2 separate regions of the Homo sapiens genome follow, and region 1 is linked to region 2. The links are chromatin contacts, found by Hi-C in ENCODE. All regions are on one chromosome and are shown on one strand. The core of a region is the stretch at or near the end of the contact, and the rest is flanking DNA. Distances in the headings are between cores, read along the strand shown. Region 1 holds the start of LINC00659 (long intergenic non-protein coding RNA 659). Region 2 holds the start of RPS21 (ribosomal protein S21).

What was found. Hi-C counts contacts between places; a loop is a spot of excess contacts on that map. Pooled maps may share reads with other maps.
Region 1: a pooled map shows a loop between it and region 2 (7-fold over the local background). The contact joins the promoter of LINC00659 here to the promoter of RPS21 in region 2. A Hi-C loop is called at or near these places in 5 of 50 pooled maps.

Annotation. Positions count from the first base shown.
Region 1 is chr20:62,774,167-62,779,645 of GRCh38, forward strand. LINC00659 (long intergenic non-protein coding RNA 659) reads right to left here and starts at 2,690. Exons shown (of 3, transcript NR_046225.1): 1 at 2,640-2,690; 2 at 1,149-1,220; 3 at 1-403. RefSeq lists a silencer at 1,997-2,158.
Region 2 is chr20:62,382,943-62,388,352 of GRCh38, forward strand. RPS21 (ribosomal protein S21) reads left to right here and starts at 4,161. Exons shown (of 6, transcript NM_001024.4): 1 at 4,161-4,194; 2 at 4,379-4,446; 3 at 4,669-4,732; 4 at 4,901-4,972; 5 at 5,367-5,410. The coding sequence starts at 4,397. It overlaps RPS21-DT (RPS21 divergent transcript), which reads right to left and starts at 4,047. Exons shown (of 1, transcript NR_186459.1): 1 at 3,361-4,047. RefSeq lists enhancers at 75-254, 3,299-3,348, 3,627-4,318, 4,319-5,010 and silencers at 3,699-3,818, 4,249-4,438.

The DNA.
Region 1 (5,479 bases), core at 1,440-3,939, 390 kb after region 2:
GATTTAAATATGAAAGAGTGGATCTCCGCTAATCCCACCCGGTGATGATAGCAGCCGACAGATGGGCGAGCATAGAGCTCAGACATTGCCAGCAGCGTCAGATCCTTATATATCCAGAGCACGGCTCACACGCCACCGCCCTGCTGGCTCTGTCAGCCGCATGGTCCTCCGCGACACCTGGGGCTCTCCCTCCTTCCTTTGTGTGCACAACCTCAAAGCCATTTTTTCCAGACTTGGCGTGAAGATGATTTTCTGACACGTTGATGCTTCTGAAGCACAAGGAGGGCCCTGTCTCCACGGTGTCCAAGCAGAGGCTGACATCCTTTCAGGAGGGAGGTGATTCGGGCGCAGCTGGGCTGGCGGGAGGCATGGAGGCTGAGTCCCCTTCCTCACTGCTCTCTACCTGGAGAAGAAACCACCAGACCATGAGGCCGAGCTGGGGAAAGTTCCGGGGGGCTGCTTGGGCTCTGTGCTCCCTCCACTGGGGCAGGCGGAGGGCCCTGCGTGCTCCTTCCAGGCAGGGGCTGAGGGGACTGTGGAAGCCACGACAGGGGTCTGTGTGAACAGAAGACCCAAGGACAAGGTGCCCCAGCACTCCCAGCCACTAGCAAGGACAGGCAATTTTCAAAACTTCTCCCCAAACTACAACCTCAGGAAAAGGGGTGGAGAAAACTCCTTTGACAGAGATTTGGTTTTCACCACCATGACAGGACAATGATGATGGATGGAAGCTGTGGCTGGGCGTGGGAAGGCTGAGTGTGCAAATGTGGGTGGAGTTCTGGGGCCCCGCCCCCGCCAGTCTTCCACTTGGTCCCTGTGAGGACCCACATGAGGGAAGTGTTGCTTCTGGCCTCAGAACCCAAGGCAGAGCAGGCTGGAGTCCCACCCCATGGATCACGAGCCCACGCTGTGACCCTGAGTCCTGGACATGCGCAGAGGGAGGGTGTGCACGAGCCCGGGAGCTCCTGTCTCTGTCTTAAGAGTGGAGCATGTCTTAAGAGCTGGCATGAGGATCAGAGGGTCCCTTCAGTGCGGCCTTCTAGAAGAACTACAGCAACCAGGCCCTCGCAGGGGGGAGATGCACCTGCTGGGGCTAAGGAGCGAGTGAAGCCAGCCCCTGAGACACATGCTCCCAACCCCATCCTCACCTCCCAAGAGAGGGGGAGCCTCCTGTTAAGCATCCAAGTCCCAAGTCACCGGCCGGCATCGGCTGCAGCTCTCTGTGTGTGGAGACATCTCATTCTGGTGTCTTCTTTACACAGGTCAGCGCTCACAGGCTCGGCTGTGTCTCAAGACCCAATTCCTTCGAGTCACTGAGATGCCCAAGGACAAGGGCAACAGAGAGTGTGAAAAGCTGGAGTAGACAGGACAGAAAACAGGGTGCAGCGTCCCCCAGGTTGGCAGATAGCCCAGCCCCAGGGACCCCACAGCCATGGCAACCTGTGTGAATGAGCCCCAGGAGCAGGGCAGTACACGATCTGCGCGACTGTGCGGGGCAGCCCTGGGTCTCTGCCTCAGGGGAGAGATTGTGTCCTCGCCTTTTGTGGTTTCTAGAGGTTCCTGCCCTCCTTGGCTGCACGGCATCTCCCAGCCTCTCTCTCCCTTCCGTCGTCCCCTCTCCTCCTCTGACCCTGACCCTCCCAGTCCCTCTTAGAGGGGCTGTGATTAAACTGTGCCCACCCTGACCATCCAGAATAATCTCCCATCTCAAGGTCCTTAACAGCATGTGGAACTGCACTAGCCGCCCCAAGGCCCCCAAAAGGCAACCCTGGATTGGGCCCCCCAAGTTGCCTGGGATTCATGGCCACCACCCGGCTCGACGGCTCCAGACCGAAATGCACCCAGTTATAGAAACAGACAGTTGCCTCTTGAATGTGCACATGTGTGAGGAGAGTGTCACACCCGTCGAATTAAGGTGGACCCGCCATGAGTGGGGGCAATGCTGGCCAATGCCCACCTGCCCAGCACCCACAGCTCTCGGCCTGGGGCTCCCTCTGTCTCTGGAGCCCGCACTAAAGTGTGCGTCTCCATCCACGACTGGCAGGGCTTGGGGCATAGACATCCCGCTGCCTTGCCTGGAGGCGCCCCAGGCCTCCACTCCCACACTGTCTCAGGGCTCCCCGGGGCTCGGCTCTCCTTGCTCACAGTGGTCCGGGCTGGGGTTCCTTCTTGGTTGCATTTCCAGCTGTGTTCTTTCCTTCACTTTCTCACTCTCCCTTGCCTCAGGGTCTGCATCTGGGGGTCCACTGGGGAGGACTCAGCCTCTCCCGCGTCCTCCATCCCACACACCTGTCCCTGGGCAGCCACGGGGAACAGGAGCACAGGGGACAGCAGGCAGAGGGCAGCGCCCGGGCGAAGGGGACTTTCGCCCTTGCTTCATGCAGCCCTGGCACCCGCAGCAGGGTAAGACGAGATCCCAGAGGAGGAGTCTTGGCCGCAGAACTGCAGGGCCAAGGCACCAGCCGCTCGGGGGCCTGGAGAGCTCAGGTCACAAACTTGAAGTCAGCTGCCCAGGAAGCAGCCTCAGCTGGGGGTCACAGGCCAACTGGGCAGTGCCCTTGGCCACACCTGTGGAAGGAGGACAGAGGAGGGCAGGGCGGAGGAGGGAGGTGCTGGGCTGCAATGTCACCTCTACAGACCTCGGCTGATCCCAAGGGGGTCCACAGTGGATATGGTCCTTCAGGGGTGCCCTTGAAGGCAGGAAGGGGACAGGACTTTATACTGTTCCTCCCACCCCTTCGAGCAGTCACCAACTGCAGCCCAGATGAGGTCAACAGGTACAGAAAGGAGGGGGTGGGACAGGAAGGAGGGGCGGGACAGGAAGGAGGGGGCGGGACAGGAAGGAGGGGCAGGACAGGAAGGAGAGGGTGGGACAGGAAGGAGGGGCGGGACAGGAAGGAGGGGGCGGGACAGGAGGAGGAGATGGGAACAGGGAGGTGGAACGGGAAGGAGGAAATGGGACAGGAAGGAAGAGATGGGAGCAGGAAGGAGATAGGACTGGAAGGAGGAGATGGGACTGGAAGGAGGAAATGGGACAGGAAGGAGGAGATGAGGCAGGAAGGAGGAGATGAGGCAGGAAGGAGATGAGGCAGGAAGGAGGAGATGAGGCAGGAAGGAGGAGATGAGGCAGAAAGGAGGAGATGGGACGGAAAGGAGGGGATAGGACAGAAACGAGGGATCAGGGTCCTATTCTAATCTCCTGGGGGCATGATTGCAGGGGGTGACATGATTACTTCCAGCCAGCCCTACATGAGCCACCTCGTCCATGGAGTCAGCCCCGCCAGGGCAGCAGAGCCCTGGGTTCGCACAGGGAGCCAGGGTGGCGTGGGGCCTGCATTGCAGACTCCATTTGTCCACATCAATCACTTCTCTACGGCCCAAATCACCCTTAGTTGCCCAGTTCCTGCTCCGCGGCAGTCTGGCTCCTGCTGGCGCCCCAGCCATCTGTCTGCATTAGAGAATGATGCTTGCCAGGGCCTCAGGGAGGTGGCACGGATGGGCAACACTGTGCTCCCGGACCAGGTGACAGACACCACCTCATGCCCCATGGCATGGACCTCCACCTGTCTGATGGCTTTGCCCCAGCCTATCTGATGGCATGGTCCCTGGCCAGTCTATCTAATGGCGTGGTCCCCAGCATGTCTGATGGCGTGGTCCCCAGCCTGCCTGATGGCGTGGTCCCCAGCCTGTCTGATGGCATGGTCCCCGGCCTGTCTGATGGCGTGGTCCCCAGTCTGTCTGATGGCGTGGTCCCCGGCCTGTCTGATGGCGTGGTCCCCGGCCTGTCTGATGGCATGGTCCCCGGTCTGTCTGATGGTGTGGTCCCCAGCCTGTCTGATGGTGTGGTCCCCGGCCTGTCTGATGGCTTGGTCCCTGGTCTATTTGATGGTGTGGTCCCCAGCCTGTCTGAAGGTGTGGTCCCCAGCCTGTCTGATGGCGTGGTCCCCGGCCTGTCTGATGGCTTGGTCCCTGGTCTATTTGATGGTGTGGTCCCCAGCCTATCTGAAGGTGTGGTCCCCGACCTATCTATCTGATGGTTTGGTCCCCAGCCTGTCTGATGGCGTCGTCCCCGGCTTGTCTGATGGCATGGTCCCCGGCTTGTCTGATGGCATGGTCCCCAGCCTGTCTGATGGCATGGTCCTCAGCCTATCTGATGGTGTGGTTGGTGTGGTCCCCAGCCTATCTATCTGATGGTGTGGTTCCCTGGCCTATTCGATGGTGTGGTCCCCAGCCTGTCTGATGGGGTGGTCCTCTGTTGGCTGGTGTGATCCTGCCTCTTGTCTCACATCGTGAACCCTGGCCTGCAGGAGGTGACCCAAGGCTGATGACTCCTTCTCCGGGGCCCTTGCACCACACAGCCTGGCCCTGATTACAGCCCCTGGGCTCCTGTACCTGTCCTCGCAGCCCCCACTCTGCCACTTTGCATTTGTCTGTTTCACTCAACACACATTTAATGAGCACCTACTGTGTGTACCAAGCCCAGTGGGGAACAGCACATCAATGAGGCTGGTGCGGGAGGCCTTGGGTACCCTCCGTCTGGCTCCCCGCCCCAGCGCATGAGGCTGCCTCTCTGGGTCTCGGACGCCCACACCGCAGTGTCTGGGAGAAGGCCTGGAAGCCTGCATTTGGGCAGTGGCTCTGGGGCCCGGCCTTGCTGGCTTCCGGTGGCCCCAGGCAATGACTCCTCCCTGTCTCCATTTACAGATGGGGAGAGGAGCTGAGGATGGTGGGCCCGTGACCCTGAGTGGCCAGTTCATTCCCCAGGCCCTGACTGGTGCAGCAAGAAAGAGAATCCGCCTTGGGTTGGGGGATGTGGCATGAACTTTAAGATCCACCCTTTTCCACCCTGGGATCCTGGCCCCCGTCCCGCATCCCAGCCCCAGCCAGGACAGCCCCTGGCCACACCTTCTCGGCACATCAAGAGTCATGAGAGGCAGCGTCTGCCACCAGGAGGCCTCGTCCCACCGGGCCACCTGGCCAGGGCAGCTGCGACAGGAGGCAGAGCTGAGGCCCTGAGCCCTCCTCTGCCCATTCCCAGCTCACCCTCAGGGTTCTAGCCCTGTGTCGCTGCCCCTCTGATCCAAAAACTTGCCACAGGTCCCCTCCCTGCCATGCTGCCCTCTGAGTGACACCCACCCCCTGCAGCCCCCACAGCCCCCACCTTCCCTTCAGAAAGCAGGAGCTGTTGGCCCCGGGGCCCCGCCCACAGGCCACGGTGTCAGTGGTGGCTGAAGTCCGCCGTGCTCACCAATCCTCTGCAGTCTCGCCCCTGCAACAACAGCACTTGAGGAAGGAACTGGCCACGCAGCCTTTCATGAGGTGGGAAACTGAGGCTCAAGGGTGTCTGTACTTTGAACTGGACCACCCCGCTGTGAGAAGGAGCAGGGCAGAGACTGGGAGCACCCACCCTCCCGCACCCTGTGTGCTGACATGAGCTCATCCCTGCTGCTGCAGGGCCAGAGAGACAGACGGACAGTTT
Region 2 (5,410 bases), core at 2,911-5,410:
GACAGGTAAGCAGTGCCACCTCCTCTGCAGGCCCCTGGAGGCTCTCCTGATGGAGCGACCCAGACGGCTTCCCTCGGGAGGACACTCCCCTCTCTGTTTTGGGGGTCTGCGATTTTGTACAGAAGGTTTTCTTAAAGAAGTGCTCATCCAGATTTCGTGGGCTCAGGAGATTTAGGTTGCAGAGGTTTCCCTTGAAGAACTCAGCCTTGGAGACCCGGCGCCCAGAGAGCGGACTTCAAGCTTTGTGTGAGTGAGTGCGTCCTAGAGTCTTGCCAAATAGCACCTATAGTCTCTGTAAAATTTTTGAGCTATAATTGATGCAAAATAAAATCCACTTTTTAAAGGATACAATTTGACGTTTTGACTTTTTTTTTTAAGACAGAGTCTTGCTCTGTCGCCCAGGCTGGAGTGCAGTGGCGTGATCTGAGCTCACTGCAAACCTCCGCCTCCCAGGTTCACGCCATTCTCCTGCCTCAGCCTCCTGAGTAGCTGGGACTACAGGAGCCCGCCACCATGCCCGGCTAATTTTTTGTATTTTTAGTAGAGACGGGGTTTCACCATGTTAGCCAGGATGATCTCGATCTCCTGACCTTGTGATCCACCTGCCTTGGCCTCCCAAAGTGCTGGGATTACAGGCATGAGCCACCGCACCTGGCCAATGTTTTGACTTTTATATGCAACTGTGAAACCATTGCCATCATCAAGACAGCATATACCTCCCATCACTCCCCGCGTTTCCTGTGTGTGTCTGTAATCCCATCATCAAGACAGCATATACCTCCCATCACTCCCTGCGTTTCCTGTGTGCGTCTGTAATCCCACTTGCTCACCACCCCACCCCAGGCAACCACCAACATGATTCCTGTCAGTTTTGATTGGTTTGCATTTTCTAGAGTTTATACAAATAAAATCACACAGTATGCTGTCTTTCGAGGGGGACGTACCATTATTTATCCATCTGCCTGTTGGTGTATGTGTGGATTGTTTCCATTTTTGGCTATGACACATAAAGCCTCGATGAACATTTCAGTACCAGTCTCCGAATGGACATATGTTTTCTTTCCTTTTTTTTTTTTTTTTTGAGACGGAGTCTCGCTCTGTCGCCCGGGCTAGAGTGCAGTGGCGAGATCTCGGCTCACTGCAACCTCTGCCCAACGGGTTCAAGTGATTCTCCTGCCTCAGCCTCTCCAGTAGCTGGGATTACAGGCGTGCACCATCAGGCCCAGCTAATTTTTGTATTTTTAGTACAGACAGGGTTTTGCCATGTTGGCCAGGTTGGTCTCCAACTCCTGACCTCAGGTGACCCACCCGCCTTGGCTTCCCAAAGTGCTGGGATTACAGGAGTGAGCCACTGCACCCAGCCTGGATACAGGTCTTTTATCAGATACAGGTTTTGAAAATATTTTCTGCCAGTCTGTGGCTTTCTTTCTTTCCTTCCTTTCTCTCTCTTTTTTTTTCTGGGTCTCCTGTCACCCAGGCTGGAGTTCTGTGGCATGATCATGGCTCATTGTAGCCTCCACCTCCTGGCTCAACTGATCCTCCCACCTCGGCCTCCTGAGCATCTGAGACTACAGACACACACCACTACATCCGGCCAATTTTTAAATTTTTTTGTAGAGGGGTTTCACCATGTTGCCCAGGCTGGCTGGCCTCAGACTCCTGAGGTCAAGCAATTGCCTGCCTCAGCCTCCCACAGTGCTAGGGTTACAGGCATGAGCCATCACTCCTGGCCTCTAATCTGCTTTTTTTGATGTGTCTTTGTCTGATTTGGGTATCAGGATAATACCGGCCTCATAAAATGATTGGAAGCATTCCCTCCTCCTCTATTTTTTGGAATAGTTTCAGTAGGATTGGTATTAGTTCTTTAAAAAATGTTTGGTAGGCCAGGTGTAGTGGCTCACGCCTGTAATCCCAGCACTTTGGGAGGCCAAGGCGGGCAGATCACGAGGTCAGGAGTTAAAGACCAGCCTGGCCAACATGGTGAAACCCCATCTCTACTAAAAATACAAAAATTAGCCAGGCGTGGTAGCAGACCCCTGTAATCCCAGCTACTCTGGAGGCTGAGGCAGGAGAATCGCTTGAACCTGGGAGGTGGAGGTTGCAGTGAGCCAAGACCGCACCACTGCACTCCAGCCTGGGAGACAGAGCAAGACTCCGTCTCAAACAAACAAACAAACAAACAAACAAACAAACAAAAACTAAGAATAGAGCTGCCATAAATAAAGCAATCCCACTGCTGGGCATATACCCAAAAGAAAGGAAATCAGTATATGAAAGAGATACCTGGCCGGGTGTGGTGGCTCATGCCTGTAGTCCCAGCTACTGAGGAGGCTGAGGCAGGAGAATCACTTGAACTCTGGGGGCAGAAGTTGCAGTGAGCCGAGATCGCACCACTGCACTCCAGCCTGGGTGACAGAGCGAGACTTTGTCTCAAAAAAAAAAGAAAGAAAGGAAGAGATACATGTGCTACGATGTTTATCACAGCACTATTATTTGTGGGAGCTAAAAATTAAAACAATTGAATTTGTGGAGACAGACAGTAGAAAGATGGTTACCAGAGGCTGGGAAGGGTAGAACAGTGGGAGGAGGGGGGCAAATGGGGATGGTTAATGGGTATAAAAAGACAGAAAGAATAAGACCTAGTGTTTGATAGCACAACAGGGTGTCTACAGTCAATAATGATTTAATTGCACATTTTAAAATGACTAAAAGAGTATAGTATTGGATTATTTGTAACGCAAAGGATAAATGCTTGAGGTGATGGATGCTCCATATACCCCATGTGATTACTACGCACTGCATGCCGGTATGAAAATATCTCATGTGCCCCATAAATGTACACACCCACTATGTACCCAAAAAATTAAACATAAAAAAACTTTTTTTTTTTGAGACGCAGTCTTGCTCTGTCGCCCAGGCTGGAGTGCAGTGGCGGGATCTCAGCTCACTACAAGCTCCGCCTCCCGGGTTCACGCCATTCTCCTGCCTCAGCCTTCCGAGTAGCTGGGACTACAGGCGCCTGCCACCACGCCCAGCTAATTTTTTGTATTTTTAGTAGAGATGGGGTTTCACCATGTTGGCCAGACGGGTCTCGAACTCCTGACCTCAGGTGATCCACCCACCTCCGCCCAAAGCGCTGGGATTACAGGCCTGAGCCACCGCACCTGGCCACTGAGTCTTAAGTTTTCTGAGGCTAGTTCTACATCCTAGGATCATGTCCCCCGCCCAGAGAAGACCCCAACATAGGCCGCGCTGCTCCCTCCGTCTACCGGTTTGGAGCTTCTCCTGGCAACAGGGTTCAGGCTACTAACAAGGCCTTCCTCAAGACCCCACCCATAACCAACGACCATACTTCGTGGGTCCATCTTTGTAACATCTTTACTTCCTTGGAGCAAATTCCCAGGAATGGGTTTTCGGGGTCCAAGGGTATGCACCTCTAGCACTACGACAAACGCGGCCAACACGCTTCAGGGAAACGGTGCCCCAGTTTGCATTCTGCTTCCCCTGCCCTGCCCTGGGGGTCTGACTGGTGAAACATGGGATGGCAGAGTGGTCGGGTGTTTCAGATTCCACGGTGGGCCGGGGTCTTTTCCTACCCTCGGGAGCCGTCTGAATTTCTCCTCTGCCGAGTTCCTGCGGGTGTCCTTCGCCCACCGGCCCGGGGGAGTGAGTAGCAGGCACCAGGTGAGCAGGCCTCCGCTCGCAGCGGCTACGTGCACGGGCAGGAGCACCGCCCCACGCCCCAGGTGGCCGCAGGGTGAGGGGACCGGAGGGCGGGAGGCGCACAATGGGGGGCACGCCCGTATCTCTAGCCCGGCCGGCAGCGGGCAGCGAGGCTCAGTCCTCGCCCCTTCTCCCAGCTGCTATTCGGGGCTCCCGAGGCGCTCAGAGGGGTCGACTGCGTCCGTGGGGCACAACCCAGGGGCCAGGCTAAGACGCCACACACGGCAACGACCCTCAACGACAACGACCCCCACGACGCCCCGCGCCCCAGGGCCAGCAGGCTGGGGTCCGAGAACCTCCTTGCCGGAAGCGGAAGTGCGTCACGGCGACGGCCGGCAAGCACGCACCGCGCAGACTCGCTGTGGTGGCGTGACCCGGAAGCGCTCGCCGAGGCCCCTCCTTGCCCGCCGATATCTCTGCCGGGTGACTAGCTGCTTCCTTTCTCTCTCGCGCGCGGTGTGGTGGCAGCAGGTGTGGCGCGCGGCGCGGGCTTCGGGCTCAGGGCTGGGGCTGGGGCGGGAGTGGGGGCTTGGACGCGGGGGACGGGGTGCGGGGTGCTGGGTGCGGCTGGGGCCGTGACCCTAGGGGCCGGTTTGCGCCGGGAGCCGGGGCACGGTTCCGGCCGTACTCACGGCGCCGCGCGGTGACTCCCCAGGCGCAGCCCAGCCTCGAAATGCAGAACGACGCCGGCGAGTTCGTGGACCTGTACGTGCCGCGGAAATGGTAAGCGCCCCCCACATGCCTCTCTTCCGTCCTTACCTAACCACCACGTCCCCTCGCCTGCCCTTGTTCCCCCACACCCCTCCCGTCCTTACCTCGTCACGTCCCTAACTTGTCCTGCCCCCGACGTTACTCTTTTCCATTCATATACCCCCAACCTCCCTCGTCCCCTCTTTCATTCTTACCGCCCAAGTCCCCTCTGCTCACTGCGCCCTTTCTCCACAGCTCCGCTAGCAATCGCATCATCGGTGCCAAGGACCACGCATCCATCCAGATGAACGTGGCCGAGGTGAGCTGGGAGCCCGGGAGGCGGGAAGGTTGTGATATATGTGCGGGAAAGGCAGGCTGTCCCATTGTGGAGGAGCCCCTGGGGTGAAGGTACAGGCAGAGGCTGGCTTTGAGGATTGGTGTTTCCCAAACCTGGGGGAGTGGTTTGTGACCCTTCTTCTCTTTCTAGGTTGACAAGGTCACAGGCAGGTTTAATGGCCAGTTTAAAACTTATGCTATCTGCGGGGCCATTCGTAGGATGGTGAGTGTTTCCCTGGGCTTTGCTCATCACTTCGGGACATCGTGGACTTTACCGTGCGCATTGGAGTGTGTGATGGTGCCTGAGTAGATCTGCTGGCAGAGTAGTTTGAGCCAGCTGGACTGGGCTGGCCGCCTGCCGCTTCTTGAGGGTGGAAGAGGGGTGCTCTGAGAAGACACTCAGGCAGCAGACTCTGCCTCTCACTAGGAGGTGCCCCCCCGACCCCGCTCCACCATAGTCAGGCTGCAGGCTGCCCCGGGAGAGGTGGCTCCCCTTCTGCGCCTGTCTCCATTCGCTCAGCGGGGGAGAGACGTGGGCTGGTGGCACAGCTGACCTTCTGCCATCTCAGGCAGCCGGAGTGGAAATATTCTTAGTGTGCTTTTTTTTTTTTCTTAAGGGTGAGTCAGATGATTCCATTCTCCGATTGGCCAAGGCCGATGG